2 separate regions of the Homo sapiens genome follow, and region 1 is linked to region 2. A link is a loop called in an ENCODE intact Hi-C map of the cell type or tissue named here. Cell type or tissue: IMR-90. All regions are shown on one strand. Links, peaks and the distances in the headings refer to the core of each region. The heading gives the core; the rest is flanking DNA. Region 1 has its middle 57 kb from the start of CARMIL1. Region 2 has its middle 110 kb from the start of CARMIL1.

Region 1 (16,495 bases), core at 3,240-11,239, 49 kb before region 2:
TCAGTGTGCTGGCCTGTGGAAACTGAAGAACTATAAATATGCTCCAATTCACATCAGTCTGGTGTTTCTGAAGTTGCCCTGTTTCTACGTTTCAAATCCCATGTGGTTTTTTTCATTTAGAATATAATTCCAGATACCAATTATTTTATCTGATTTCATAAATCCCAGTAACTTCTTTTTCTGTCTATTTGGCCTGTTTCTTCCTTCATTCCAGACATAGTTATCTAATGACTTAGTTATCTAATGACCACAGGGTGTGGTTTTACAATCAAGTCCAGTTCTTGCATCTGTGCCTGAGTTTGGGGGCCTGTAGGACTTGCAATTTTAATTGGTGGCAAGGAAGTATGCAGTTCATGCATGTGGCTTGAATAATAAGATTTTGCTCTCCTTTTTCTCATATAATATCTAAGTAACTGTCTTTCTTGCTATTGTAGCTTTCTCCAGGCCAATCTGTCACTCTGTGGTTTCTGGTTTTGCTCTTCATTCTCCCAAGAATCACTGTAGCATTTAAGAAACTTTACTGAAGACTTGAAAATAAGGTCAAAGACCTGCAATGCAGAAAGGAAAGTCTGTGCCTGAGTTGTCCTCAGATCCCATTGCTCCTGAAACCTTTCAGTCATGGCCTTTTCATAGGACGATCCCTGGTCATCCTTCTACCCACCTTCTCCCACTCCCACCAGTGTCTCCAAGTTACTGGCTGTCTTAGTTTGTTTCAGCTGCTGTACCAAAAATACCATAAGCTAGGTGGCTTGTAAACAACTTTTACTCCTCACAGTGCTGGAGGCTGGGAAGTCCAAGATCAGGGCACTGATGAATTCAGTGTCTAGTGAGGGCCTGCTTCCTGGTTTGTAGACAGCCATCATCTTGCTGTGTTCTCCAATGGGAGAAGGGACAAGGCAACTCTCTGGGATCTCTTGTAAGAAGGATACTGATTCCACTCATGATAGTTCTGCCCTAATGACCTAACCATCTCCCAAAAGCCCCACCTCCTAATACATCACCCTGGTAGTTAGGTTTCAACGTAAGAATTTTGAGGGGACATTCAGACCATAGCACTGGGTCGGCCTCCCACTTGAACAAACAGTTCCCTTGACTCTCTCCATCATAAAGCCCACAACTCCATCATTATTTCTTAGCTATAGCCGTAGGAGAATTGGAGTTAAGCTCACGATAATCTCTAGGCACAGGGCCAGAATGAGAGTAAGGCAATGATGCATGAGGCCACAAGTTTTAACGGAACACCAAAAGAGTTAACAATTAAGAGCAATAATATGTTAATGCAATATTTTAAAAATTAAAATTAATGCTAAAATCGATAATAAAATAGCAATAGTTTAAATAAAAACAGGCTGTTTGTTTTGCAACTCTGCATTTTTGTGCAATAAAGCATAGTTGTTGATTAGCTCAAGGTTCCTGAGCCCACAGAGCTAGGCGGGTTGATAAGGGGTGATGATGGTGTGTGAACAGATTGGACAATATAATGCTTTATATTTAGTCATATTTTTGAATGGCAGAACTTTTACTTTTTCTATTTGGTTCAAAATATGGGGGAGGGTACTTTGTGTGTATGTGTGTGTGTATATATATATACACACAAGATTTTGCTCTCCTTTTTCTCATATAATATCTAAGTAACTGTCTTTCTTGCTATTGTGTGTGTGTATATATATATATATAGCTACTATATATATATACAGCTACTATATATATGTGTATATATATATATAGCTACTATATATATGTGTGTGTGTGTGTGTGTATATATATATATATATATATATATATATATATACAGGGGTACATATTTATCCTTTTGCCTCAGGCTCCAACATGACATTGCACACCAGTGTTCTATCCACAATGAGAGGAGGTTTTTATATTATCATCAGAGCAGGATTCTGGGCCTGTTATGCACAATTAAAATCTATTAGTGTCCCCTCCACCTGCAAAAGAAGTCTTCCCCCAAAATGGAGTCTGCCACCTTTATAGTAATATAAATTATGCAGCTTTTCAAAAATTGTGAAAAACACATATTTACAATCTTAACCATTTCTAAGTGTAATGTGTAATGTTAAGTACATTCACATTATTGTGCAACCAATCTCCAGAATACTTTTCATCTTACAAAACTGAAACTGCCCACCAAACAACTCCCCATTCTCTCATCCCCACAACCATTCTACTTGGCACTGGCAATACCATTCTACTTTCTATCTCTATGAATTTGACTACTTTAGGATGCTCACATAAGTGGAGTCATACAGTGTTTGCCCTTTGACTGGCTTATTTAACTTAGCATAATGGCTTCAAGGTTCATCCATGTTGCAGCAAGTATCAGAATTTCTTTCCTTTTCAAGGTTGAATAATCCATTGTATATACCATATTTTGTTCATTCCTCCATCAATGGACATTTGGGTGGTTTACACCTTTTGGCAATCGTGAATAGTGCTACTAGGAACACAGGTGTACAAATATCTCTTCACTGGCAGCTTTTGAAGATCACAGAATCATATCTCACAAAATCCATTCCACCAATGATTACTTGTGAATTGGATTTCTGCTCTGCACTCTTTGTGGTAAGAGGAATTTTCTGCAAGCTTCTGGCTCTTTGGTGGCAAAAGCCATTCCTAGATTGAAGTGCAGAAGTCATTAGAATCTTTAACACTCCACCTGACTTGCAACTGTGGTTACTCTTTAATCATTTCTTGCCCACTTCCATGAAGGCTACACTTTCCTATACAACATCATATTTAATCTTTCTTTATAACAAATCTGTGACATTGATGTTATAATTCCCATTTTATAGTCAAAGAAACTGAGTCTCAGGGAAGATAAGTGACTTACCTAGTTAATAACCCATTGGGACCTAACATATAAGGATCTAGTAAGTACAAATAAGCTAGCACTGTCCACATAGACTGTGAGTTTTGCTAAATCTATAAATCTTTCTATTTGAGCAAAATAAATGTAAGAAGTTTTCAGAATTCATAACTCTACTTACCAATTTCCAAAAGGGGCAGTTTCCAAATTATTTTATATAGAAGGAGATGCTACAGCCTTCCTTAGGCACTCAATCTAGTGACCTATGACTAACATACCTCTGGGAGGAAAAAATCATCTTAATACAGATTAGTTTAATAAGACAATAAGACAGCCTGATACAGAAATTAAAACTAGGGTATGGAGGTTAAAGTTTGGCATATTGGCTTCTGCACTGACAGACATTTTACTTTCATGCTATTCTGATGGTCCTTGCCTAATGACCACAGAGCGTGTGTGTGTGTGTGTGTGTGTGTGTGTGTGTGTGTGTGTGTATGTATGTATGTATGTGTCTGTCTGTCTATCAGTGCTATCTAACAGTTTTCTGCAATGATGGAAATACTTTTTGATTGTCCAATGAAGTAGCCACTAGTCACATGTGGCAACTGAGCACTTGAGTGGTGACTAGTATAAAAGGGAAAATCAAATTTTTAATTTTATTTAATTAATTTATATTTAAACAACCACATGTAGTTATAACAACAGAATATTGGACAACGTGGGGGCTATAGAATGGGTGTAACAATGTTGTATTTCAGTTCTTCTACCAGTTCTTCGGATTCGTTTTCTTGAACAGAGTCCAAGATGGAATATTTTACCATGAATTCTGGGTTGGAATAGGTAGGATTACAGTGAAACTCTAGCATTTAGTCACATGAATAAAAGCTGAATGAGGACAAAGCATTTCAAAGAAGGATCATATGTCTACAGAGAAAGATAATCTGGCCCAATAAACCAGGTAAATTGTGTGTTTTGGAACGCTCTAGTGTATTTTATTGCTAACGCCCATTTAGTGAATGGATTGATTTTCCTGTTAGAATGTAGTGGGAACATAATCTGAATGCCTTTGACTCTGAAGCCTACTGCAGCTAACAAGAACATCATTTGTATTTCATTGGCCCAGACAGATTATGATTAATGGTTGGATGAACACATTTTCAGTTGAATTTATGTAGCACAGTGCTTCCCATAATTTTTTTCCTGTCAAGGAACTATTTTATGTTAAATTACACAAATATAGTTTTATTTTTATAACATTACTTCCTTCTATCTCTGAACACCTGCACCTTCTCTCACAATGTTAACCTCTCTCTTTGTATTGCAATTTGGCTTCTGTATCTACTCTGTTCTTTTTTCCCACCTTCCCCCGCCCCCTGAGACAAAGTCTCACTCTGTGGCCCAGGCTGGAGTGCAGTGGTGCAATCTTGGCTCACTGCAGCCCCGACCTCCCAAGCTCAAGTGATCCTCCCACCTCAGCCTTTGGGTTGCTGGGACCACAGATGCACACCACCATGCCTAGCTAATTTCTTGTATTTTTAGTGGAGACAAGATTTCGCTATTTTGCCCAGGCTGGTCTTGAACTCCTGGGCTCAAGCAATTCTTCTGCCTCAGCTCCCTAAAGTGCTAGGATTGCTGGTGTGAGCCACCATACCCAGCTTGTTTCTTTTATTCTCAGAATATTCTTAATATTCTCAAGAACATTCTTGGCCTCCCTTCCCTGCCATTTATAATGTTTCCTCCCTTGGTTTCTTTATTTTCCTTCATTCACACTCTGATTGCACCATTCAGTTTGACTCAATTGTAGTCAAATTCAACTCACAGGCTTGTTAACCCTAGTTTGGTGAACATCATAAGTCTTTCAGATGCTGGTTGGAAATGCACCTCCTCAATCCCTAACACTGACATTTAAGCAGCAGAAAGAAGAGGAGCAGCCCATGGTGAAGGCAACTGGAAAGGTCAGAGACCCAAGGAGAGATAAGATGAAAGTTATCAGTGGTGCCTAATGAAGAAGAACTGTTCTGTGAGACAAGGACTGAGAATGTTCCTCATGAGGACATCATTGATGACCTTGGTGAGAACAGTCAGCAGAAGTTTGAGAAATTATTGGGAGGTGCTGAAGCTGCCACAAGTACAGACCAAGCTTCTGAGAGAGTTGGATGATGACAGAAGGAGAAAGTGAAAAAGGGCTCAGGGTAGAGAGGCTTTTGTTTAGGATGGGAGAAGCTAGAGCAAGCCAATGTCAGCTGGGGCCTCCCTGGCTCTGTGAGATGTTGGTCCATCTTTGTAAACCTGGTCCAAAGCCACAGTCCAAGATTCCTTTTATGATTTCCCTAAATTTCTGAGGCTTGCTCCCTCATGCTTCTCTTTGTGTCCCCTGCCACATCTGTACCTGTGGTTTCAGATCCATCTTGTGGCACCACAGTGCGAATCTCAGCCTTCTCGCCAGTTTCTACACAAACACTCATGTTAATGGTAATCTATTGAGTTAACAATTTAACAAGGAACTTTAAGGTAGTTTGGAGGTGCTCCTGGAGAGGGGTTATACGCCCAACCACACTGCCCTCTGCCATCCTGCTGGCTCCTCCTCCGTTTTTCCCAACTTCCTCCTCCTTTAGAGCAAGGAATTACTTTTCTTGTCTAGAACTGAGTGATCAACCCAGAGTCAAGGTCTCGCCTTCAACCTCAATGGGCTTATCCATGAATTTTTCTAAGAAATCTCCAAAAGGAATTTTCATGCCATTTGCTAAGAGAATTCGATTCTCCTCTAATATGTCCTCTTGTCATATTAGCATTCGGGGGTGGGGGCGGGGCAAACAGTTTATGTAGACACAGAAATTGATGCATGTGGTGAAATGCTGGGAGACACCTGGAGGGGAGAGGAGGGCAGCTGTTCTATTTCTTGTGATTGGTGGGACAGGAAGCAAGAATGAGTGAAAATGAAGATAAACCTGTATGGGGGCAGGATGTGTATGGGGGTGGGATGGAAGAGTGAAGATTTGAGGGTTTGTGGGCTCAGTAGTCTCTGTGGGGGCAAGATCACTTGCTGACAGGGGATGGACAGAACTGAAGGTATGAGATTCTCGCTATAGAGAGGAGTGAGGGAAGGAGAAGGGATGAGGGGAGAGATGCTGTTTTTAGATAAGGAGAAGTATTGACAAGATGAATGGAGTATTCTTCTGAAATCGGAAAGTATACCTTTGTGAAGATACCAGTTCCCACGGTTGTACTTCTCTCTAGAAGCCCCAAATCACTAAGATATAGAAGCAGAGAAGGGGGATTTCAGGATTAATCTGGGGTTGGAGCTTGCAGAGCAGGACAGTGTGAGTTCTAGTGCTTTATTCTGAAGTCCTGGTGAAAAAGGGAAAATTGAGTAGGAAGAAGCCTGCCCATTAGCACTGGGTTGACATTCAGCTCCACTCTGGACCATGTTACCTTGGTGATAATGAAAGTGGAAGGAGGGATGCTTTTCTGCCAATTTTATCTAAGCGTCTTGGGCAGTTTTAATTTAAACGTATGATACTACCTCCATTTTTTCCTGGTATGATTCCTTTCATTTAATTAGGCTCTATTGGTGGAAAGTAGTTGATCTTTGATGACGTTGTTATCTCCTGAACATTATTATATCTCCCGCTCTGGTTTACAGGTTTTTCCTGACTCTTCTCTTCTGCATTACAGCTCAGGACTGCCACCCAGTGGCCTGTTAGCATAGAGCTCTGGAAATGCTGATTTTTTTCTTTAATACAGCCACAGAATAAGACAATAAGAAAATATTTGCTTCCTTGTTGGGGAAAGTAAAATGCAGAACTTCCTATTTACCAGCCAAACAAAAGAAGAATGCATTCTCTCAGGACCTCAGGGACTGTCAGAAAATAAGAAAAGCTTTTTTGACCTTAGTAACCTTTGACATGGTTCTCTGAGACCAAGTGTGTTTAGCCAGGAATTTATACTAAACAGGGAATGGAATGAAAGCAGGATCAGGATTTTGAAGAAAAATACCTCTCAAATTGGGGAGAGTTAGGCAAAGAGATTCTGAATGTAAAGTCATTTGGGGAAGACATAGGCCCTTGGATAAAGCATACTTTTTTTGTTTTCCTATTTTACTTTCTTCCTCACCCTTTAACACATGGAAGATGGGTCCCTGTGTCCTCCAGGTCTGATAGGAGTTGTCAGACTGCCGTTGTTTGAGTTACTTTATTTATTTGGAATTTCTGGATGTGAGAAGCTATGGAAGCCAAGTTCAGATTCAGCCATTCTAATTCTCTTATAAGATATCCTCTGTGAAACAGTGGTGTACATTTCAGTTTTGTTTTTGTAAAAATTGAGTATCAAAATTTTAAAATCCTACATGTTTTATTATCAAAAGATCACTTACAGGCATAAACTCTAGTATAATTTTTAATTTTTTGAATTGTAGATTGTCTTTTTCTTTTTTATCATAGACACTCTGAAAGCTAATTGGGATGACAGAGAAGAAAAAGAGAAAAGAAAGAATCTCGAATAAGAGGCCCAGTGGCCTCACTAGAAGGATGAGAAGATAAGACTTGCTCTAGAGGAGGAAAAATGGCAGCTTCCTTGCCCACTAAGGGGAGACACAGAGACCCTTGAATGCAATGTAGAGTGTCCTTCCTTAGCCCTTATAGCGGTTCTTCAAAGTTGCAACTGTTCCTACAAATGTTATTTACAGCCTGGGACTTCATTAAGCCAGAATATTTCCCTGAACACTACTAGAGATGTGCTCTGTAATATTAGCAAGGTCTTGCTGATACCAAGGGAGGGAAAGTAGGTGAATATCTGTGCATGGCTCTGGAGGCATACCTAGGGCAGTGTGGGTGGAGTGCCAGGCTCTGTTAAGGATTCCCAGTGGGTCAGCCACAAGCATATGGAGTGATGGCTCCTGAACAAAGACTGGGCAGAAAAGTGGGCAGAAGGGAATGCCAGAAATTGGAGACAGAGATAAGATACTAAACACAAACTTTTCCACTTCCTAATTTTGTCTAAGATAAGAAGATTCTAAAAACAAACTTTTCCACTTTCTCATTTTGTCTAAGTCCAGCCCTGCTTGCATCCAATGGAAGATAAAAGATTAAAACTAGAGATTATTTTCAACAAGCATGAATTGAGGACCTACTATAATTGGTTTATTGAGCAATCTTGCTTCACTGGACAATGAAAGTAGGAAGACATTATTTTTTCCTGTCATTGCTTTTACCTGGGCTCTGCAAAATATCCTTTTCCTGACACTTAATGAAATCTTGGGGAGATTTAATAATGTCAGGATCAGTTTGGTTATTAAACATCATTTTGTTTAAAACTCCAATCATATCCTATTCAAGTTTCAAATATTACCTTACCTCACTCCTGCTCCAGGTACTAGGTCACAAAGAAAGTCTTTAAAGTCAAAATGTTTAAGAATCTAAGTTATATGAACCATATTATCTGGCTATATTGTAATAATCATATAAGAAATAAGAGACTTAACTTACCTATACTGTTATAGGTTAAAAAAAATTGTGAGTCATTTACATTAACAGTGAAGAAGGGAAACATTGATATTTTCTTTTCATAAAAACACCACACTACTTCTTTTAGCATCTGAGATAGAAACAGAAGCTAATAAATAGGGAAAGAGTTTTTGATTTTTAACTTTGTATTTGATATACTAAAATAGCAGCCCATAAGTTCAAACCCCATGTGTTTCATTTTTATTCTGATATAATAATTTGAATAGAGAAAATTCTTAAAGTATCTTAAATGCTCATTTTTCCCTCAAATATCTCATATAACATGGTGCTCAGAATAAGGTGAAATGCAATATGTTGCTGTTTGTAGCAGCACGGTTTCTATTTTAATGGCTGATGATTTAAAATTTTATTTTAAAATTTATATATGCATATATCTATATTAAAATATAAGATTATTTTATATTTTATTTTAAAATCATCTTCTAAGATCAAAAACAATTTGGTTTGAAATGACAGTACAAGGAATGTGCATCAGTGCCTCCATGTCAACCTGCTGACACTGAACGTTCAGTTTTATTCTGCAACCTTCTGCAAGCTAATTTATACAGCATCCAAAGCTAAGGCGAAAATCAGGCCTGGAGTTAGAACTCACTGGATGTCAATCTGGTTTCTGATGGATAACAGAGGCTGAGGACATAAAATAGTCCGAGTGTTATTTATGCTATTCAGCTAGATATGTTTCATTGAAAGCAACTTGTTTTAAAATGTCTATGAGCTTGGAGTTGTATTTATATTGCATCAGATCCACAAAGGTGTGCAGTTTCTGGCTGGCACTGATCTGTTGACATGTCCTTGGCATAACACACTTGAAAAGTTACAACAGACTGCTTTTTTCTCCATGTTGTTGGTTTTCAGAAACTTATAAATAACTGACCAAATCTTCTAAATTAGAAGTAGTTGGATACTAGCAATGGTTCAAAACTTCCTACAGGGAAGTCCAACTGAGTATACTTGGAATGTTGTTGTGACACAGCCTGAATACAGGCACTAAGTTTCTGTATATGAGGCCTAGCATTAAACTCAGATTTGTAGGGAAAGTCTGATTCATGGCATGGAAATTGGAAAACACCTTATACTGTTGTAGGTCTTGCTGGGAATATCTGCAAGGCATGGCCTGATTAGAACTCCAATCTGTAAGCTGCCATTTACTTGCTATGCCTCATTTTATGACCCAGTTGCTGCTACTTCATCTCATGAATTTGTTGGTGCTAAAGCTATTGGGGTGGTTATAACTACCCTGTAGCTTGAGTTGAGAACCAAGGAATGTTACTGCTTATGACCTGAATACACGACGGTAGACTTGTAAAATAATCTTGGATATAAGTTAGGATTTTATCTGTTATGCCTAGTAGATAAAATCCTTACCAGAAAGTCAGATCTGAAGTTCCTCATTCTGCTGATTGTATTTGATATCTTCAAAATCAATGTTTAAGTTTTTCCTAGTCTTGTATTAGGTCATTATTATTATTATGTGGAAGGAAACTTGCAGGATCTCCACAAAGTGTCAGGTTCATTTGCTGAGATGGATCAATAGATTCATGTTTGAAGACATTGCCTTTTTGCATTTGGCACAATATTATCTTGCTGATTACTGGCTTCACTCATAGATGCATTTAAAAAGCTCTTTCAAAGGGTGCAGTATTTGAAACAGGATAAAACGCCCAGACTCATTTTGTTGCATCATAGCCCTCAGAAGGGAAGTAGGATTAATGGAATCCTTATTTTGAGCTAATTTGGTAGCAGAGTATTTTCCAGTAGTGCTACTATTAGTCCTCATTAGTAAGAGTTCCATCATGACAGGGAAAGGGCTGATTATCTCATCCATCACGGCTTCTCCAGCAGTAAACATAATAAAAGATAATTTCTATTTTATTTTTATAAATGCTCTGTTCCTTCTTCATTTCAGAGATGTCTTGAGTTGCACTGATACAATCTAGCCTGCCATTTTAAAAACAAAGGTTGTGTTTAACTGAACCCAGGTCCATTGCTTTTTTTTTCTTTTTTTGGTAGAAAGCCTGTATATGTTCAGGCCTGTTTCTTCAGGCTTACTCATCTGAACACAGTTTTTGACTCAACAAAGTGTATTAGCAGCCAGATCCCCCATGCACACAATTTTGCTTCAGCATATCCCAGAACAACTTTTCTTTTTGGCATCCCAAACTGTAGGTGTAAAATCTAGTTTGTGTTTAGTTTTAGAGTTGTTTTTTGTTTGTTTGTTTTTTGTTTGTTTGTTTTTTGTTTGTTTTTTGTTTGTTTTTTGTTTGTTTGTTTTTGGTGTAGGTTTCAATATGAATGGAGGTTTAGGTATGGCTGGATCAACTACTGTACAAAAGCCAAGGGAAGTGGAAGATTCATCTTTGCCTTTCTTGTCTGTCCATTAGGATACTTTAACCACTCTTGGGAATTTATGGCCAGGAAGTCTATTCAGCAGACTTCCTAATTGGCAGAGGAAGCACATTTCCATAAAAGAAGAGTTTCTGGAGGAAGCTAGCAGCTCCATTAGTTCTGTTGGAAGACAGTGCACTTGAAAGGTGTTTTTTGTTTTCTTGTTTGTTTGAGACGGAGTTTTGCTCTTGTTGCCCAGGCTACAGTGCAATGGCACAATCTCTGCTCACTGCAACCTCCACCTCCCGGGTTCAAGCGATTCTCCTGCCTTAGCCTCCTGAGTAGCTGGGATTACCTGGGCCATGCCTAGTGTGGCCGAAGCCGAGTTCTGACTTTGGCGCGGTTCAGTTCATACATCTCTGATGTTGACATCAGAAGCAGAAACGCCGGAGAATATTGTATAGTAGAAACACAAAAGATTTATAGGGATAACTAACACCAAGCCATTCGGAGCCTGATATGTGAAGTTTCCTTCCGTGTTCAGGCTTTCTGAGTTTTGCTCTATGGTATTCTGGCCTCTATTTCTGTTAGCTGGGAAGGATTTTAATGTAACGTTAAGAAAACTCTTTTCTCAGGTGTGTGATACTGAGCCTATAAACTGTTTGTGCAGCTTATTAATAAAATCTTGTGGAAAAGGTGTCATGCTATCCAAACAGGCAAATTCTGTAATAGGAGAGTCTCTGACGCCTGAAATATTATAGTTTGCTTTGACTCCCTCAGACTGGTTTGGTGTGATATTTTCTGCAACTGGCATGTACACGCCTGCACCTGGGGCGGTGGGGTCCCTGCGGGCTGCAGGCTCCGGGTTGCCGCGGAGACGCGTCTGCTTTCCCTCGGTCTTCGCGGGGCGGGTGGGGGGAGGCCAGGGTGCCTGGAGGCCTGAACACATCCAACAGCTCCAGCAGGCTGAGGGCGAGCCCAAGCTGGGGCTGAGGACAGTAGAGCTGAACGAAGACGCACCTGAGACGGTCTACACCAGCGGTGTCGCTGCCCGAAAGTGAGAGAAGGCTGATACTGCTAGCTGGAATCCAGGCCTGGGTGCTGCATGGTGGCGCCCCTCCCCGTGACCACCGCTGCGTTTTCTCGGGGTGAGAAAGGCGCCCCCACCATGCCCCTGCCCCTGGACTTCTGGCCTAAGAAGCTCCAGCGTCCGCTACCTCCCTGGGAGGGAGTGGGGTGGGGGTGGTGGGGAGCAGGACATGTTCTGGATTCTCAGGCCGCCCCCTGCATGTTCCATTGACTTTTAGTATGGGACATGGAGATATTAAGCGGCATCTCAGAGAATCTCCTGGGTTTAGACACAGACTTCCCTAGCCCTGTTGTTTAGTAGCAATCTAATTTCCCTTTTGTAATCAGGATCTATGGCTGCAGCAATTGAGTACTGTTCTTTGTTTCAGTGGCAGGAGAAGCCCCAAAAGGCCAGGTGCTTGTTTCAGCTGCCAATTCAAGGGCTCCATTGTTGTTGGCACTAAGACACACAGCCAGCAGGGCTCAGAGTTGGGACGGGAAGCAAAAGTCCTGCAATTGAGTTGTTAGCTATGGAATAATAAGGGGAATCACCTCACAACCATTCCTTGATCCTGGGCTGGTGGAAGAAACAGTACCCATGTATCAATCCCTCTCTCCCTGTCTCCCTCTCTCCCTCTGGCATTCTGTAAGATAGAATCTATCCTTTTAGGGTGTTGTCCCCTAATTGGTACCATCTGTAGCTGAGTTTTTGGTAAGCCTCTTACCAGCTTGTTACCATGACCCACATGTTTCGTGGTCATGGGTTACCTGGTAAGGCCAGTGAATTTCTAGGGAATCAGTCCATCAGTTTTGTGAGTGCAGATGGTGCTGGCTAGTACATATTCTGGCAGGGAGAGCTAATCCATATTCAGAATAGTGTCTATTCCAAGGAGGACAAATCAGTTCTCCTTCTATGATGTAAGGGGCCTGATGTAATCAATCTGTCACCAGGTGGTTGGCTGATGTTCCCGGGGGAATGGTGCTATATTGGAGACTCAGCTTTGGTCTCTGCTGTTGGAAGATCCCACATCTGGTAATGTTGGTAGCAGGCCTCAGAGAGGGGAACTCACATTATTGATCCCTGCCAGTATGGCCACTTTGCATTTGGGAAAGAGGCTGACTGAAGGAATGTGATTTTTGTTTTTTCTTTGAGACAGAGTTTCACTCTTGCTGCCCAGGCTGGAGTGCAATGGAATGATCTCGGCTCACTGCAACCTCTGCCTACTGGGTTCAAGCAATTCTCCTGCCTCAGCCTCCCGAGTAGCTGGGATTACAGACGTGTGCCACCATACCCGACTAATTTTTGTATTTTGAGTAGAGACAGGGTTTCACCATGTTGGCCAGGCTGGTCTTGAGCTCCTGACCTCAGGTGATCCGCCCACCTCAGCCTCCCAAAGTGCTGGGATTATAGGCGTAAGCCACCATGCCCAGCCAGGAATGTGATTTTTATCTACCTGTAGGGGTTGCCCTTTAGTGAGCACGCACATGAGGACGCAGATATCCACATCATCCATATACCTCTTTGGAGGCATTCCTATTAAAGCCAAAAATAAGACAAACACACCTGCTATCCCCATGTCAGTCAACATTGTAGAGAGAATTTGGTTAATGTAGTGAGACCTGAAAAAGAAATAGACCTGAAAAACCAGTGTCTACTATAGACACTGGTTGCTTGAGCTCATAGGACTTGCTCAGAAGCCTTATGAAATGTATCTCAGAACTGTCTGCATAGGGGAATAAAGGGGAAAGCACTTTTCCACTTGCTCCTATTCCCCATCTGTCAAGGATTTCCTCATCAAGCATTAACTCTCCCTCCCCTACCCCACTTCTGGGTTGTCTCTGAGTGCTGCTGAGCAAATTTCCAGGACAGGAACAATTTCCAGGACACAGTGAGGTTACCATCAGGTTGCACCTGGGTGGCAAAGAGGTCAGAAGTGGTGAGCAAGACATATCCAATATCAAGTGTATAATAATAAGGAAGAGAATAAACTAATTTACATAAACATGATTATTAGAAAATCCAAAGAATATTATAAACAGAATTAATAAGAGGCCTCAACAGCATTTCTAGATTGACCAATGTACAAAAATCCATAGTGGTTTTGTATATTGATTAGAAAAGGCAATCAAAGTCTAGGTGCGGTCACTCACGCCTGTAATCCCAGCACTTTGGGAGACTGAGGTGGGCGATCACTTGAGGCCAGGAGTTCAAGACCATCCTGGTCAACATGATGAAACCCCGTCTCTACTAAAAAAGCAAAAAATTACCCGGGCAGGGTGCAGGCCTTGCAGGCCTGTAATCCCAGCTACTCGGGAGGCTGAGGCACAAGAATGAGCCTGAGGGGAAGGCTGCAGTGAGCTGTGATTGCGCCACTACACTCCAGTCTGGGCAACAGAGGGAGACTCTGTCTCCAAAACAAAGCAAGAAAAAACAAACAAGACACAAACCTTAAAACTCCCCAAACTCCTATTCCTGAGGCAAATAGGCAAGATACTAAAATATGATAAAACACAATGGAGGTTCAGGGATGTTCGTTGCATTATATTCTTTTTTCTTTTTTCTTTTTGAGACGGAGTCTCACTCTGTCGCCCAGGCTGGAGGGCAGTGGTGTGGTCTCGGCTGGCTGCAAGTTCCGCCTCCCAGGTTCCGGCCAGTCTCCTGCCTCAGCCTCCCTAGTAGCTGGCGCCCGCCACCACGCTTGGCTAATTTTTTGTATTTTTTTAGTAGAGACAGGGTTTCACCATGTTAGCCAGGATGGTCTCGATCTCCTGACGTCGTGATCCGCCCATCTCGGACTCCCAAAGTGCTGGGATTACAGGCGTAAGCCACGCGCCTGGCCTCGTTGCATTATTTTCTACATTCATCTTTATGTACAAAAAAACTTAAGTCCGGTTAAGGCTGATTGGTTTAATCTGAATTCTGACTTTATTTCTCTGTGAGAATTTGAGCTTTGTTCTCCCTTGTGTGCGATCTTTATTCTCTAGTCTGTTTCTGTGGTCACAAGATGGCTGCCAGTAACATATGGGGCTTCATGCATCCTTGTTCACATCCAGAGACAGACCTCTCAGAGCTATTGTGAAAATTTTTTGAGCTTCTCAGAGTATCTTGGGTCAGGTGCGCACTTCTACATTAATCCTGGGGGCTGGGGGAATTCCATGCCCTGACTAGCTTGGGCAGGACTGTTAAATTAATCAATATGGCAAGGGGGATGGGACTACCCTGATTGGCTGAGGAGGTTGTCAGTCCCATTAAAACCACATAGCTACTACACAATGGTGACAGACGGAAAGAGTATTGGGAGGGTCGGGTGCGGTGGCTCAGGCCTGAAATCCCAACTCTTTGGGAGGCCAAGAGGGTGGACAGTTTGAGCCCAGGAGCTCAAGACCAGCTTGGGCAACATGGTGAAACCCCAACTCCATTAAAAAATACAAAAGTTAGCCGGGTGTGGTGGTACACACCAGTAGTCCCAGCTACTCGGGAGGCTGAGGTGGGAGGATCGCTTGAGCCTGCGAGGGGGAGGTTGCAGTGAGCTGAGATCGCACCAGTGCACTCCAACCTGGGTGACAGAGCGAGACTCAGAGGGTCTCAAAAAAAAAAAAAAAGGTATTAGGAGACAATGACTATGTATGTAGGTATAGTTTTTCTTGTTTACATATGAATTTGAGACCATGTTATATGTATGGCTAAAATATATTTAGAATTTTTTGTTTAGAGCAGGATTATTTGTATCAATAATGGTTTCTAAAAACCTGGATTCAACCGAAATAGTTAACTAAAAGGGAACAAAAATGTGGGCTATTACGCAGGTATTAATAATGACAAATTGTAGACTTAGCTTTTTCAAAGCTTGCCAATGACTTGGCAGTGAAGTAAATAATAAAAAGTCATGTTGATGTGATTTTTCTGTCCAGTAACCTCAGATAATAATTTAAAGCCATCTTTAATATGGCTTCCTGATGAAAAAGTGAATGCTTTGGGCAAGGAAAACAGTATTCAGTGATTCAGTGGGTGCTTTATTAGATGTAGTCACAACTCCATTATTCCCTTTCATGGTTCTCATGTTTTCAACATCATGAATGTTTCAGAACTTTTTTTGTATTCTGATTATGTCATTTTTTTATTTGTCCTCTTGGTCCTATAATTCCCCCCTGCATCAGAACATTAGAATCTACCTACTCTACTAGGAAGTAGTCTCAACAAGTTGAAAACATGAGTGGAAAAAAGTCATGTGCCAATGAAAGTGGGGAAGGAGTTAGTTTGTTAATTTCCAAGGTACTAATTTAAAAAAAAGTTGTAAAATACTTATAAATGTTATTTTAACCCTTTTTGAGTGTGAAATTTGGTAGAATTAACTATATTTACATTGTTGTGCAACCATCACTACACGCCATCTCCAAAACATTTTTATTATCCCAAACTGAAACTCCCTGTTCTCCCACCCTGGTAACCACTATTATATTTTCTTTCTCTACCAATTTGATTCTTCTAGATACCTCATTTAAGTGGGACCATATAATATTTACTCTTTTGTCTAGCTTATTTCATTTAGTATAAAGTTTTCAAGATTTAACCATGTTGTAGCTCATAATTATTGATAGGTAAGAACTTACTTTTACCTTTTTTAAATTTATTTTCTGTACATCATAGCTTTGTTTCCCATTCCTTCTGTTACTACCTTTCTTTGTCTTTATTTTTTCTGAGCTGACTCATTTTGATTACCTTTTCATTTCATTTGTGTGTTTTCTATAGATAATTTCT
Region 2 (16,495 bases), core at 2,879-10,878:
AATCTCCCTTCTGCTTAGCACTAAAATTTGAGCTCGTAGATTTTCTTTCCTCTAGAGCTGGAGGTGAGAAGGGAGAGGTGAGGGGTTGGAGACTAATATGGGTTTATTTCTAGTTCTTTCTAAAATAGATGGTTTAACTCATTATGATCCCAACCTTTTTTGTGGCAGATCTCCTGTTAGACACAGTTTAATTTTGCTGACCAGTAATGATTCAGTGATGGGAATCTCGCTCTCTTTTAACATACTCCACAACGTGGGCAGACCCCGGGCTGTGTCTCTGGTGCCTTTGAGGTCATAAAATACAAAGCTCAATCTCCTCTTCCTCGCTTCTTTCATTTGACAAATGGCCGGCTCCAGGCCTCTCACAACTTCTCTACAGTGGCTCGTCTTCACTTAGCCCGATTTGAGAATTCCTTACTTTCTTACTTTCATGGGCTCTTTTCAGTTTTGTTTTTTTTTGTTTTTTTTTTTTTTTTTTTTTTTTGAGACGGAGTCTCGCTCTGTCGCCCAGGCTGGAGTGCGGTGGCGCAATCTCGGCTCACTGCAGGCTCTGCCTCCCGGGTTCACGCCATTCTCCCGCCTCAGCCTCCCAAGTGGCTGGGATTACAGGTGCCCGCCACCACGCCCGGCTAATTTTTTTGTATTTTTAGTAGAGACGGAGTTTCACTGTGTTAGCCAGGATGGTCTCTATCTCCTGACCTTGTGATCTGCCCACCTCGGCCTCCCAAAGTGCTGGGATTACAGGCGTGAGCCACCACGCCTGGCCCCTTTTTTAGTTGTTTTAAACAAGAGAATCTGTTGACGTATTTAGCTTACCACCTTACTGGAAACAATCTAAATTTAGTAGATGACACTTCAAACTCTGTTTAATTGCTTCTGTGTGCTTTTTCCTCTCAAGTAATTATATCTTAGTATATTACAGTCATGAATATTTGTTTTTTAGAAATTCCAGGATATGAATTTGTTTTTTATAAATTCCTGAATTCCAGGAAAGGACACTGGGAGGGTGGTGTGCTCTGGTTGGTAAGTGGTAAACATTTTAGTTCCAAGCTTGAGTCAGCCTCTTTAAAAGGATATTGCAGAATTTTGGAACAGATACCACAAACTCCTTAAATCTGTCAGCTTGAAACTGCCCATGAAACTGCCGGTTTTCTATTTTTAGCTTTTATTTCCATTCAGTTTATCTTTTGCATTTACTTCTGTTGTTTATATTTCTGCTTTAGTAGCTTTCTTCCAAAATCAAAATCATACAAACAAGCTGTAGGGGGTTGAGTGCCCCTGCCCCCAAAGATATGTTCACCCGGAACCTCTGAATGTGACCTTATTTGGGAAAAGGGACTTTGCAGATATAATTAGGCTAGGAATCTCAGGATGAAATCACCCTGGAGTATCTGGGTGGGCCCTAAATCCAATGACAAGTGTGCATCCTTATATAAGAGGAGAAGAGACAGACGGGAAAGAAAAAAAAACAAAAACAGAAAAGATGATGTGAAGTTGGAGGTGAATGAAGCAATGAATCTATAAGCAAAAGAATGCCGAGAGTTTCCAGCACCCACCAGAAGCCAGGAGAAAAGCCAAACCAGGTTCTCTCCCAGAGCCTCTGGAAGGAGCCAACCCTACTGCCACCTTGATTTCATATTCAGGCCTCTTGAACTGTGAGAGAATAAATTTCTGTCGTTTTCTAAAGGCACTCCATTTGCGGTCATCTGCTATGGCAGCTTCAGGAAATGAATCTACAAATTTATAAATTTTCTTTGCCCCAGGAATTTTTAAAAGTTTGCAATCTAGTTTTCCATCAAGCATGACCAAAGAATGACAGGTAGATGAGAGAACTGGATTAGAACGTCTCTGGAGGTTGGATTTCAAGAGTTTCCTGGTTGTGAGAATCAAATACACTGTGTGCTTAAAGCATTTAACAAATGTGAGACTTTCCGTAACATGACCATTGCTTTTTTAAGAAGTCTAGCACTCATGATCAGTGCTGACCGTCAGCTCCCGCTTTGTTCTCAACTACAGCAGTGGTTTTAGTGTTTGACATTTCCACCTGTCTTTCCTTCACTCCCTGCCCCTCCTCCTTCATACACACTGAAATTAGCTCTCTGAAACTTCTCAGAGCGAGTCTGAATTTTGTAGAGAAGTAGTTTTGTCCAATGAAGAGTAACAACAAATAGCCCCTGGAATTTGTCTACCAAATTATAACACCCCTCACCTCAGCAATTTTGGATACTTTATCATTATAGCAGCTGTCTGAGATAGGTATTGTCATGAACATTTTATATGTAAGGGCAGTTTTTCTCCAGTTAGAATCAAAGAACTGGAGCTGGAAGGAAGTTTGGAATTGCTGGCCTTTTTCATCAATTGGTTAATTAAACAATTTTTAAGTAAATATAATGTGCTAGACTCTAAGATGCTCTGGGGATTCAAATATAACCACTCTATTCCAGGCTTCATGTGCTGATGAGCAAAATAATATATCACTACTAGCAATAGTGTAGCAATTTCATAGCACTAATAAATTTGAAATTTTAAACCATTATTATAAGTAGGAATTTTTTATACACCCCAAGTGAAACAGTATACATCAATAAAAATGTGTTCTAAAGCCCTATTTATGTTTGTTATAAAGTAAACTAAGGCACAACAAAATTTCAGAGTCTCTTTGAGGAAACAATGATTCATGAATGGGACAGCTCCAAACCAGAAGTGGCTTAGGAGCTCCATGGAGGGAACACAAGAGGGCAGCTTTTATAGGATGAACATAGAAGTAAAGCAAAGAAAATATTTGATGGGTTACAATTATACAGTTGCCTTGTTTGGTCTATCCCTTTGGAAAGTCCCTAGTTACATAAGTTTATTGGCTACTTCTGATTGGTTGAGCTTAAGTTCTGTTTTTAATATAGGCATTTATAAAATATAGCTCAAGTTTCACTTACGCTTGTAAATCAAGCAAGGTTATGATGAGGCATAACCAATTTTGTCTGCTCAAGAATTCTTCAGGCCTGGTTTTCATTTTGTTTTCTTTAACATTTTAGTACCTATAAATTTACTTCTTTAACTGCTGCATAGTATTCCACAGAAGAATGTACCATAATGTATTTGCTCATTCCTCTGTTGATGTTACCAATATTTTGTTGCAATGGACAACTTTTTGTATAAATGCCAAAGTACTTCATTAGAAAAATTATACTAGAATAGAAGTAGAATTGGTGAATCAAAGGATATTCACATTTAAAAGTTATTATATAGATTACAGATGGTCCTGACTTACAATGGTTCAACTTATGGTTTTTCAACTTTATACAATGATGTGAAAGTGATGCACATTTAATAGAAACTGCTTTGAATTTGAATTTTGGTCTTTTTCCAGAGCTAGTGATAAGTAGTATGATACTCTTACCTCACACATTCAACATTTATTATAAAATAGATTTTAAATTAGATAATTTTGCCCAACTGTAGGCTAGTGTAATTGTTCTGAGCAAGTTTAAGCTAGGTTAAGCTATGATGTTCAGCAGGTTAGGTGTATTAAATGCATTTTTGACTTAAGATTATTTTCAACTTATAATAGTTTTATCAGAACACAACCTATTGTAAGTCAAGGAGCATCTGTATATAGATACTGTCAAATTGCTAAAAACACTCTATCAATTTATGTTCCTGTCAGTATTATCAGCATACACTTTTTTCAAAATTCTCACACAATATTATTCATCTTTAAAATTCTGTCAATACAAAGCTAGAAAAATGACTCAAGTTATTTTAATTGGTTTGTGAGGAGGGCAGAAGAGCAGGTTAAGAGAGACTTTCACTTTGTTTCTTCACATCTAATGGGAGACAAATCTGCATGACCTGGGCTAAAGTGGACTGAGCCAGTCTGAGACAGGGCTGCAAAGCCTTTGGCAGATGTCAGCATTCTTGAAACACAGAGGCTCTTCAAGGCTGTTCCTAGTGAAATTTTAAAATTGTGGTTTAAAAACAAGGATTACTAATTGCATTGATATTAATATAGCCAAGACTTGCTCTTTTTTGATTAATGAATTCAGGGTATATCTTTTCCCCTTTCTTTTACTTTCAATCCACCTGTGTAATTGAAGTTGAAGTGAATTTCTTATAGATAGCCTATTGTTGGAACATGTTTTTATTTTTATCCCCTCTGCAAATTTCTGTCTTTTAATTCGTGTATTTAGACCACTTACATTTAAGGGAATTGTTGATATGTTAGGGCTTATATCTGCCCCACTACTTTGTTTTCTTTTTGTTTCCTCTATTTCCTGTCCCTCTGTCTCTCTTTTTTGTACCTTCCTATGGGTTGATTGAACATGTTTCAGGATTCAATCTTAATTTATTTATTTTATGTTTTTAAGTTGTAAGAGGGAGGATCTAGGAGGAGTGGGGCTTACCATCATGGCTGGAGCTGGAAGTTGTTGAGTAATTATTTTTTATTGTCATAAAATGTACATAACACAAACTTTATCACCTTAGCCATTCTAAAGTGTGCAATCAGTGGCTGTGCAGGGAGAAACTCTCTCAAACTGTGTCTTTACTCTCACACTACAACAATCAACACAGAAGGCTTCTATGACCAAATATGTTGGGGGTTAGGGGGTTGGTTGCCACACTTCAAGCAGTGGACACCAGCCAAATGTCCTCCAATTCGATTCTTACACTATCTACCTAGAGATGGCGTCAGATCCCATGGGTTGGGTCTCAGTCCCCAAGACTGTCTCCTCTACACCAGTTGCAAGTCTGGGCCTCTGAAACTTCTGACCAACTAGCTTGAAGTTGAGATTCCCAGGAATCCCCTCTTTGGGTTTGATTAATTTTCTGGAGCAGCTCACAGAATTCAGGGAAACACTTAAATTTACTTGTTTATTATAAGGAATATTACTAAGAATACAGATGAAGAAACACATAGGGAGAGACATAGGGGAAGGGATGCAGAGTTCCATGCCCTCCCTGGGCTCCACCCTCCAGGAGCCTCCATGTGTTCAGCTATCTAGAAGCTCCCTGAACCCAGTCCTCTTGGATTTTTATGGAAACTTCGTGACATCAGCATTCCTTCCCCCAGGGTATGAGGCGAGGCCCTCATCGGGGAGACTCTTAAGACCCACAATCAGAAAGACAGGGAACATTAGAATCCTGCCTTGGGTCAGGTAAAAGGAATGCAGGAAAGAGATTATTTCCTGAGGCCTGCCCCTGAGACCTAACACACCCAGCATTATAACGAAAGACTGTAACAAGGGATGTGGGAGTTATGAACCAGGAACTAACTGTGAAGGAGAACATCATCGACTGTGCCAAACGAGCTCAGATGTCCAGGAAGGGGCTGACTAAAATGCATTATTTGAATATCATGATGCAGAAGATATATATATCTATATATCTATATAGATAGATGAAAACAAATATGTATATTTTCTATAATGTTCTATAACACAAGAAGTTTCCCAAACATTTATTTACATTGTTTGTTTATTCCCAAATATTTATATTTCCCAAATACGACAGCAGGGAGACTGAGAAATCACAAAGGACAGATGAGAGCGATGTTACTTAATGCCACAGAACAGGACATCATTTAAAGGAGTTACTCAAAGTGTTTCAGTTACTGCCATTAGGAACTCCTAAGCCCCTCGGCAGTGTGGGTGGTACGGGGTAGGTGTTGAGGTTAGCAGCACCCACAGGCTTCTCTTCACGCAGGATATGCTATATAGTGAATCGGTATCAAGACTGGAGGAAGGTAAGGGTTTCCAGAAAACCACCTTCAGGCCATGGTTTGGAGTAGTCTTATTGAAGTTTACAGAATCAAAAGTTACAGATAATTAGGAGGCATTGAAATACAGACCTGTTTTCTTTTTTCTTTCTTTCTTTTTTTTTTTTTTTTTTGAGACGGAGTCTCACTCTGTTACCCAAGCTGGAGTGCAGTGGTGAGATCTCGGCTCACTGCAACCTCTGCCTCCTGGGTTCAAGTGATTCTTCTGCCTCAGCCTCCCAAGTAGCTGGGACTACAGGCGCACCCCACCACACCTGCCTAATTTTTGTATTTTCAGTAGAGATGGGTTTCCACACATTGGCCAGGCTGGTCTCAAACTCCTGACCTCGTGATCTGCCCGCCTTGGACTCCCAAGTACTAGGATTACAGGCATGAGCCACTGTGCCCAGCTGACCCAGTTTCTACGACCAGTTTAGCCACAAAGTAGACATGTAACCAGAGGAAAGTGACTTAACCTCCTAGGGCCTCAGCTTCCCATATTACACACCCCTGGGATGAGAATGATAGGAGGTGTAGCGGGGTTGAGCTGGATAATATAAGGTTCCTTACAGCTCTAGACATTTATGATTTAACATTTTTTATGGATTGCTAATGCTGCTTTTTTTTTTGTTTTAAATGTCAAATTCTTGCATGTATAAGGCCTTGATTCTTTCAGGCCTGGGTTGTGTTGATTTATGGGCATGAGCTAATTCCAGATGACTCATTCTAGAAGTGATTGTGTAAGTATCCTTTACTTAGCTAAACATATGCAACATAAATTCATCTACTATAACATATGTTCTCTCAGAACATGCTACTGGCCAGAGTTATTAGATTTTGTTCACACCATAGATCCTGCTGTATTTTACAGCACTTCAGAATAACAATCATTCTTTTAAAACCCTTCTACACACCTTTGCTGTTTCTGTAAATACACCTGTCCTTTACAAGCATCTGGCTCTTTCTATGCATTCTTCCTCCAGAAATCATAGTATTATAGATTTGGAAAATGCTTGGCCTTCATTTTCCTGTTACAGACTGGTTTAGGTGTCCCTCTTAATTGTTCTTAATGCATTCAGTATATTCATTCATTTCTTAATTCATTAAAAATATGCACCATGCCAGGTGTTGGGGACATTGCAATGAACAAGACAGGCATGGCCCCTGCTCTCATTCAGTCATGTCTAGGGGTAAAGGTAAACCTTGGATAAGTAATAATTGGTGTGCTGACTGTTAAGAAGAACTACAGTGCTATACAAGCTGTATGATCATATTGGGCTTTAACCAATTCCTTGGGAATCAGATTTCTAGATGAAGTGGCATTTAAGTTGAAATCTGAGTAGTGAGTAGGAGTTAGCCAGGCAAAGATGAGGAGGGGGACCACTCCAAGCTGAGAGAACAGCTGAAATGAGAAAGTCCATGCAATATTTTTTTTTTTTTTTTTTTTTTTTACCATAAGAAGATCACACCGGCCAGAATGGAGAGAGGGCTGGGGAGGGTGATTTGACCTGAGTCTAGAGAGGCAGGCACAGATCAGACCAGGATGCTTATGGCAGGCCACGCTAAGGATTTTGGACTTTATCCTTATGGAAGTTGGAAATCATTAAGAGTTTAAAGAGAGATATGATCAAATCTGATATTTTAAATAAAGCTCATTTGGCTGTGATGTGGCAAGTGGGCTGGAGGGCAGGGTGGTGAGAGGAGACACAGGAAGCTCAGTTGGGACATTCCTGCTGTGGTTCAGACGAGAGCTATGTGGGCTTGGACTAGGGCAGTGTGTCTGCTTCAAGGGGAAAGGGTTTGGTGTTTTGTGGAATTTGGGGAATGAGGGAATGTTTCATGAAGCCGAAGGGGAGAGTGTTTTTAAAAGGAGGACATCATCGACTGTGCCAGATGGAGCTGAGATGTCCAGGAAGGGGCTGACTACACTAGAATGCATTATTTGAATATCATGATGTGGAAGATTTTTTGGGGGGGGGGGGCAGACTCTTGCTCTGTCACCCACACTGGAGTGCAGTGGTGTGATCTCAGCTCACTGCAACCTCTACCTCCCGGGTTCAAGTGATTCTCCTGCCTCAGCCTCCCGAGTAGCTGGGACTACAGGTGTGCACCACCACGCCTGGCTAATTTCTTGTATTTTTAGTAGAGATGGGGTTTTGTCATGTTGGCCAGCCTGGTCTCGAACTCCTGGACTCAAGTGATCCGCCCACTTTGGCCTCCCAAAGTGCTGGGATTAGATGTGAGCCACCGCACCCACCCAGAAAGATATTTTTGACCTCAGGAAGAATGCTTTTGGTGGAATGACGAGGGTGAAATCCATAGTGTGTGGCTTAAGGAGTGAATGGAAAGAAGAGGAGGAGAGAGAGGTGGAGAGACTACACCTCTTTCCAGAAGTTTGGCTCTGAAAGTAAAGAGAAAGGGTTAATACTAGATGGTAACAGTAAGTAAAGAAAGAATTGTAGTTTTACAGTTTTTTTGTTTATTTGTTTGTTTGTTTTTTGAGGCAGAGTCTCACTCTGTCGCCAGGCTAGAGTGCAGTGGCATGATCTTGGCTCACTGCAGCCTCTACCTCCCGGGTTCAAGCAATTCTTCTGCCTCAGCCTCCCTAGTAGCTGGGACTATGGGCACGTGCTGCCACGCCTGTCTAATTTTTTTGTATTTTTAGTAGAGACAGGGTTTCACCATGTTGGCCAAGATGGTCTTGATCTTCTGACCTTGTGATCTGCCCACCTTGGCCTCCCAAAGTGCTGGGATTACAGGAGTGAGCCACTGCACCCGGCCAGTTTTACAGTTTTTAAAATGGGAGAAGCTTCCACACATTTAGATGCTAAAGGAAGGAACAGATAGGAAAGATTTAAGAATCAGGAGAGAAAAGAGACAATAGCTTAAGATTCCCGACTATGGGGTAGAGGAGAATGCTTAGAACCAAGGTGGAGGAATTGGTCATTTGTCACATTTGCTGACATTTTACTGACATTTTCTGGCTGGATGTCTGTCTCCTTCACTGGGCTGTAACCTCCTGAAGGTGAAGGCTGAAATTCTATTTGATTTTATATCCCTAGCACTTAGTGTAGGACTTAGCACGATAATGTGCCCTCTGAGTGTTTGGCTGGGCTGACGTGTCACTTGTGGTAGGAAGGTCTCTACAGATGTGTTCCCTTAAGGATATAGACTGAAGGCCTTGAATGCTTAGGAAGCTGGGGATTGACTTGAGGTAGGTAGGGCTTCTTGGATAGATTTTTTAAATGAGAACTATGAAATGGCAAAGCTGTCTGGCCTGTTAGGTTAGTAACTTTGGCTGTTTATGCCTGATCCAAAGCCCTAGGCTAAAATCAGTCATGGTGGAGATAAAGAGCAACCTACAACATGCAAGTCAAGAACTACCACAGTGAATTCTCTCCTTCTTAGCTATCTCCTTGGTCTAGAAAGAAAGATGAACCCCACAGCAGCACCCCACAAGAAGAGAAACAGTGCTCACTCATTTGAGTCTACTTCTCATCAGATCTGATGCAACTTATCTGCACAGGCCATGAATGGAACAATGAAAAGATGACCTGAAATCTTTCCCCACTCAGTTGCTGTTAAATTTAACACAGACATAAAAATTAAGAAATTCAGTGAAACAATTATATTGCATTTGTATTTTTCTTCTGCACTGCCATTAATATTGGCTGGTAAAAATTATTCCATACTTATTTCCATGAATTTTGAAAAGACTTAAAACTGCCTGATATACTTGGGTGATATTCTTCCAGGAATGATAAAATGAGACAGAAATGGCCTTTGAGTGTTTTCAGGAAGGGAAAATGGAAAATGAAAGCTGGACTAAAAGGTGTTACAAAAGCAAACTAGTTAATACTTCCAAGAAATGAATATGCTAAGATATTGTTTGCTGATCAACATTTATTAAACATTTACTGTGTACCACTGATCTAGGCTCTTGGCCAGATATGAGCAACAAAAAGAAGATAGTGTAGTGCTTGCCTTCCAAAATCTAGCACAGTCCTAGAAAGAATTCAGGTTTCACTAAGGCTACTTAGGGAGAGAGTTCTCTAGGTTCTAGAAATTAAGGCAGGCACCCACACAAAGACTCAGTTGCAAATGGGTGGAAAGAATGATTTTTATTAATCAGCACAATATCTTAAAAATCCCAGTGTAGCCTTCTTTGATAAAAGACAGAGTACATGACTTAGAGGCTTAAGAGGGGTCTTCTACTACCCATTCTGGATTTCTGTTTTGAGACTTGGAAGTTCTAAAGTCCTTGCAGAGGAGATTCTGAGGCCCACCAGTAGCCTAAAATCTCCAGGCCTGCTCCCCTCACTGCCCCCACTCCTGGGTGGAACACAGACGTAGAAGATGCTACTCAGCTCAGTGGCCCTGCCCACCATGCACCTGACCCTGTGAATGCCTGTGGCTGGCCGTTCAGGTTAGTTCTTCTTCCCTCCTCTCCCACACCATGGAGACACAGGAAGAGAAGGAAGATACGTGTTTTTCTCTAGTGCTGACATTAGAGCCTGAGACTCCGGCCTTGCATGAGGCCAGATGGGCTAAGGTTTCTATGCTGGGTTTTTCGAGATCTCCCCAGACCCTTCCAGCAAATTCCTCTTTTTACTCGAGGAGGTTTTGGAAACAAATGAGTAAGACAGACGTAGTCTCTGTAATAAGAGAATGGTGAGTCAAGGACACCTGAAAAACAGTAATAGCTAAGGTCGGACAGAATAGAAGGGAAAAAAAAAAAAGCAAAAAGAGCTCTGGAGACACAGGAGAAAATGAAGCTCAGATGTCTGGGAAGGCGAGAGTATCTAAAACCTTTACCAGAGAAGACTGGAGGGCCTCTTTGGGAGATGAAACTCTCTGTCACCTGGAGATTCACCAAAGACTCTGAGGCTGAGGGGAACAGTATACTGTGGAACTGATTTCTGAGACCACAGTTGGAAATTGTGTGTTCAGAGTCCTTACAAGTCTGAAAAGGCCTTTATTTTTACAGCCACACTTGAGTCACCATTTGGCTGTAGAATTCTCCCTCAGAATTCTGTAAACATCACTCCATTGGGTCTCCTGGCATTTTATTTCCAAATAAGAGAGCAATGTCCACTGGTTTCTTTGCACTTGGCAGACACCTGATTTTGGTGAAGGTGTTGGAGTGTCTTTTGTTGGGAGAAGTGAGTGTGAGGAGGGTGGGGGAGTGTTCTGGAAGTTTGTAGGATTTCTTGTAGGATTCTTTTCTGTCATTTACAAATTTCAACAGATTATCTGTAATATGGCTTTTTTCAGTATTCCTGCCCAACAATCCTTAGATTCTTTAAATATGAAATCTAGATTTTCTTCTATTGAGAAAAATGTTAACTTATTCTTGATCATTCCTTCATTTGTTTTCTGGAATTTCTGTTATGTAGAAGTTATCATATATTATTCTTCCTGTTTCTTAATTTTCTTTCATAACTTCTCTGTTTTTTAGGAGATTCCTTAAATTGGTTATCTGTTTCACAGTTGCCAGGTTTGGTTTTTGGCATATTATTCTGCTACTTAAGATCTCCACTATTTTTTTGTTTTGTTTTGGCGCCCATGATTTTACTGGAAAAATCCTTTTGTTCTCTCCTTTTTTGTTACCCCTTTTCATTTATGTGACACCTTCCTGAAAATTACCCCTCCCTTTGAGATTTAAATAAAATGTCTGGCTCTTCATCCCATTCTTGATGGGAAGTTTAATGCCTCCCCTAACTCCTGTTTTTTTTTTTTCTTTTCAATTCCAAGAGGTTTTGTACTTGGTCCCCACCTAGGTCCAATTTTCTTTGTCCTAGATTTCCTAATTGTACCTCTTCTTAGAGTCTGTTCTTACAGCCTGTCCTGGTGCAGACATGGAACACATCGTTTTCCTTTGTGTTCCCCAAATGGCATTCTTTCATTCCATTCACCTTGTGTGGACACACTTTGCTGAAGGTCTGAGGTGGCGAAAAGGGTGGCGTCACAGCTCTCCAGAGAGTATTCATGTGTTTTAAAAAGTCCTCCATCTGCCCCATTACCAGGGATTTGTCACCTACCACCTTACTAACAAGGCTCCTCTTCTGTCCTGTTGAAAGGAAGAATCACTAATGGATGCTAGCAGGGCTTAGTACCTAGGTGATGGGATGGTCTGTGCAGTACCTGCCATGGCACGTGTTTACCTGTGTAACAAACCTGCACATCCTGAACATGTACCCCTGAACTTAAAAGTTGGAAATCAAAAAAGAGAAAGGGCCTCTGTTCTCTGCCTTTCTTATCTTCCAGACAGAACTCCCTTTACCTGAATTCTAAAGTCCTCTTTGTTTCTATCTGATATTTAAGTCAAAAAGATGTTGCCACACCTGTTCTCTCCTTCAGAGAATTCAGGTTCCTGCTATTATAATCCCTTTTTATTCCTTGATGCACTAAATTTCTTTTTCTGAAAATTCTTCCTTGTTTTCTTTACTAAATCTATCTTGCAGAAAGATATCTTTGCCCTGATTGTTCAGCTTATTTCTGGCAGCTAATTTTTCCCATATGTCTAATGTTTCTTGTATAAGAGAAAATAGATGGCTTTTATTTCTAATCAGAGGTCTATTTTTCTCAATGTTGGCAAATCCTGTGGGTTCCCTAAGCAATTGTGCATCTCAGGGTTCAGTTCCTTCTGGTGGTTTCCTGCTTTCTTTTCCTATGTGAGGCTTACGTAGAATTTATTTAACATGCAATAAAATATGCACATAACATGAAATATGTTTACAATATGGATAAATCCCACAATCATAATGGTAGGAGAAAGAGGCCAGATACAAAACAGCATATGATTCCATTTATACAAAATTTAAGAGTAGGCATAACCAGTCTGTGGTGATACAGATTAGAGGAGTGGCTATCATTTGAGTGGATGTTGACTGGGAAGGAGTTAGCTGGAGTCCTAGAAATTTTCTATATCTTGATGTGGGAGGTAGTTACATGAATGTATACCTGCGTAAAAAAGTCATAGAGCTATACATTCAAGATTAGTGCACATTACTATATGTAAGTCATACCTCACTTTAAAAAATGTCATGTGATGTCATCTAGAACTAGGGAAGGAATAATTTGAGAGACCTTCTTGATTTGGAGAGGAAAAGGATATTTTGAGGGCAGGTGTTACTTAGAAGAATTGCTCTACATAGCAGTCTTTTCTTCCTTTATCCTACTATCAGACATTTCTCCAACTAGAATAAGATGTGGTTACAACTGTCCTCTTGCTGTTTCGTGAGAATTGCTTAGTTGTTTCCTACACAGAATTTTAAACGTTGTGGTAAATACAAGTTCAAAGTCACATTGCCAGTGCTTCGGAAACTTATAATCTAGTTGGAGAGACAAGACTAACATAAAAGAGAATTTAGTGTTGCTTTTTTTTTTTTTTAAGTGCAAATTTTGAGGCACAGAATTCTCCAGGGATTCAGGAGAAAGAGCACTCAGTGGGAAAAGGAGGAATTGATTTTAATGAAGCGGGGAGGACTTAAGGTGAGTTTTTGAAAATACCTGGGCAGGCACAATGCCAGCTAGTTCTTCACTGTATTGTGTTTGTTTAAAGAAACATAGAACACCTGCTTGCTAGAGCTGAAACAGTGACTGGGCAAGACAGGATATTTATCAAACTGGGGAAAATAAACCAAGTGGCATACAGATGTCTGAAGAGATTTAGACTTGGATTCTGAATTCCCACTAGTCTGAGCCCTCAGGGTTGAGAGGACAGTACAGTCAGGGGAGGGTAGGGATCGGGAAGGAACAGAGGCCAGGCCTAAACTGTATGCCCCGGTGGGAAATACTATACAGAGGTCTTTTCTTTTACAACAAAGCAATTCTTATTATATTACAAAGAAAACCAAAATCTGTGTTTATGACAGGATGACTTACAGAAGGATACAAAAAATTAGGGAGTGATATATTAAGTTCTCCTTAATATTTTCTCCTCTGACACTACATTCATGTATCTGCAAAAACATACATGTGCTTTCAGACACACATGTATGAACACATACACACACACACACACACACACACACACACACACACACACACCCTTCATACTCCTGTGCTGGTGGGGAATTCGGAGTTTATCTAAAGTACACACTTCATACTCCTGTGCTGGTGGGGAATTCAGAGTTTATCTGAAGTGCTCTTTGCTAGGCTCTGTGGGTGGAGCTGGGAGGGTAATGGTAAGGTTGGCAGATATATGAAGACAACTGAAATTCATATCAGCAGGCTGAGTGTTCATGTCACCAGAAGTCTGACTCGCCTGCTGTGCTCTTGCCTGCTGTGCTCTCGTAATTACTTTCGGAAAGGTTTTCTGGCTACAATAAAATCTGATTAAATTTGTTACCAAGCAAATTGAATTGTTCAGGCTGCAACCTTTCTAGAAGTTTTAAACGTTATTTAAAAGAAGATTTCAACCTCACTCCATTTCAGCTTTCTCTGGGGAGCTGCTCTTGTGCTGTTTGGCCCCTGCCTACTCGGAATGGAACAAAGGTATGGTGTGTATTGTTTTTCTACTGAATTTAGGATATTTATTTTTGATGGTTTGTCTTCACGTCTTCTGTAACTAGATATAAGAATTGAGAGTTCTTGCTGGGGGATGGGGAGGGATTTAGGATGTTAAAACAGTTTTCAAATATATAGTGTTTGCCATCTTCAGAACACCTGATTTACAATTCACTCAGTTACTTGGGTATAGAACTTGCTTGTATCGCACCCTGCTTACCCTTGATATTCTATCTGCTTGAGCCCTCTCTGCAACCCTGTCCACTTTACCCAACCCCCTTATCAGCAACACTGCCTTTTCTGTATACTTCCCTTCTTTTTTCTGTGGCTGCTAGCAGATCTTGTTTTTGGAGCTTTCCTTCTGTCAAGACATTACTTACTGCTTTGCTCAGGTCTCAGAAAGCTTTAGGATCCAGAGAGATACTAAAGGCTGAATGGGCATGGAAGACCCAGGGTTTGGACTTGAGGGGTGCTCTGGACTAAATGGTACACTGAATTCATGGATCAAAAGTGCAGTTAGTCTTAAAGCTCCAATCAATACAATGTTGACTACTTCATGGGGTAAGTAAGATTTTTGTGGGCTGGTTAGAACTTACTTGCCATTCGCAACTTGTTTTTATGGGAAAATATCAAGTGCAGTATAAAATAAACATTTAGACCACTACCTAGTCATAAAGGGGGGGGTGCTTTCTGTAGTATATTTAATTAAACACATATTATTATAACATTTTGCTAAGTTCTAGTTCTCAAGTAAATATAAAGCTGTTCTAAAGATATTTTAGGAGTGGTGACATGTTTAAATCTCAGGTTTATAAAAAGGGTTGTAAGAATGACTGTTGTGAGCCATTAGTTTCAATGTTGATTTATTCTCTCAACAAATATTTGTTGAAATCCTCATGTGCGCTAGGCTGTGGGGGTGCAACGGAAACCTAAAACAAACTTGGTTCCTTCCCTTGCATAGCTTACAGTTTTCTAGGGGACACAGATATTAATCAACCAACCTCATAATTAAAAATGAAATTATTGGCTGAGCGCGGTGGCTCACGCCTGTAATCCCAGCACTCTGGGAGGCCGAGGCGGGTGGATCATGAGGTCAGGAGATCGAGAGCATCCTGGCTAACACGGTGAAACCCCGTCTCTACTAAAAATACCAAAAAAAAAAACCAAAAAATTAGCCAGGCGTGGTGGCGGGCGCCTGTAGTCCCAGCTACTCAGGAGGCTGAGGCAGGAGAACGGTGTGAACCCGGGAAGCGGAGGTTGCAGTGAGCTGAGACCACGCCACTGCCCTCCAGCCTGGGTGACAGAGCAAGATTCCATCTCAAAAAAAAAAAAAATCAGTTTGAAAGTGATGAGAGAGAAAGTGATGTGAGGCTGTGTCACGGTGGGATTTGACCTTATATGGGGAGTCAGGGAATTCCCAGTGGGGCTACTGATTGAACTGAGACCTAAAGTATAAGGCATTGGGGGAACCTGCTCCCAGTATTTCAACATAGTTTCTTTCTATTTTCCATAAGTGTCGGCTGGCTGAGAAATAAAGGGAGACAGTACAAAGAGAAGAATTTTACAGCTGGGCCGCCAGGGGTGACATCACGTATCAGTAGGACCATGATGCCCGCCTGAGTCTCAGACCAGCAAGTTTTTATTAAGGGTTTCAAAAGGGGAGGGGGTGTAAGAACAGAGAGTAGGTACACAGATCACATGCTTCAAAGAGCAAAAAGCAGAACCACTGATAAGGGTCCAACAAAGATCACATGCTTCTGAGGGGACAGGGCAAAGGGTAAAAGCAGAACCACTGATAAGGGTCCAATAAAGATCACAGGGCAAAGGACAAAAGCAGAACCACTGATAAGCATCTATGTTCAGCAGTGCGCTGCATGTATTGTCTTTTTTTATTATTATTAAATTTTTTATTTTATTTTATTATTATTATTATTAAAATTTTATTATTATTATTATTATTACCCTAGAACTTTAAGTTCTAGGGTACATGTGCACAACATGCAGATATGCTACACATGTATACATGTGCCATGTTGGTGTGCTGCACCCATTAACTCGTCATTTACATTAGGTATATCTCCTAATGCTTTCCCTCCCCCCTTCCCCCACCCCACAACAGGCCCCGGTGTGTGATGTTCCCCTTCCTGTGTCCAAGTGTTCTCATTGTTCAATTCCCACCTATGAGTGAGAACATGCGGTGTTTGGTTTTTTTGTCCTTGCAATAGTTTGCTG

The links. Peaks named below come from ENCODE experiments on the same cell type or tissue, not always from the same donor. Only the 100,000 strongest peaks of a DNase experiment are listed, where the experiment ranks them.
Region 1: it touches region 2 in a loop (7-fold over the local background); 3 of 110 quality-filtered maps call a loop at or near these places.

Annotation. Positions count from the first base shown.
Region 1 is chr6:25,213,672-25,230,166 of GRCh38, reverse strand. It overlaps the pseudogene LOC100533655. Among named protein-coding and RNA genes, the nearest start is that of CARMIL1, 57 kb to the left of the region's middle. In IMR-90, for the core only: a CTCF peak has its summit at 6,507 (motif pointing left); a DNase peak (open chromatin) is centred at 6,516.
Region 2 is chr6:25,164,046-25,180,540 of GRCh38, reverse strand. No RefSeq gene overlaps it. Among named protein-coding and RNA genes, the nearest start is that of CARMIL1, 110 kb to the left of the region's middle. RefSeq lists an enhancer at 5,308-5,808. In IMR-90, for the core only: no CTCF peak of the experiment used is centred there; DNase peaks (open chromatin) are centred at 6,430, 7,540 and 10,750; H3K27ac peaks cover 2,543 bases.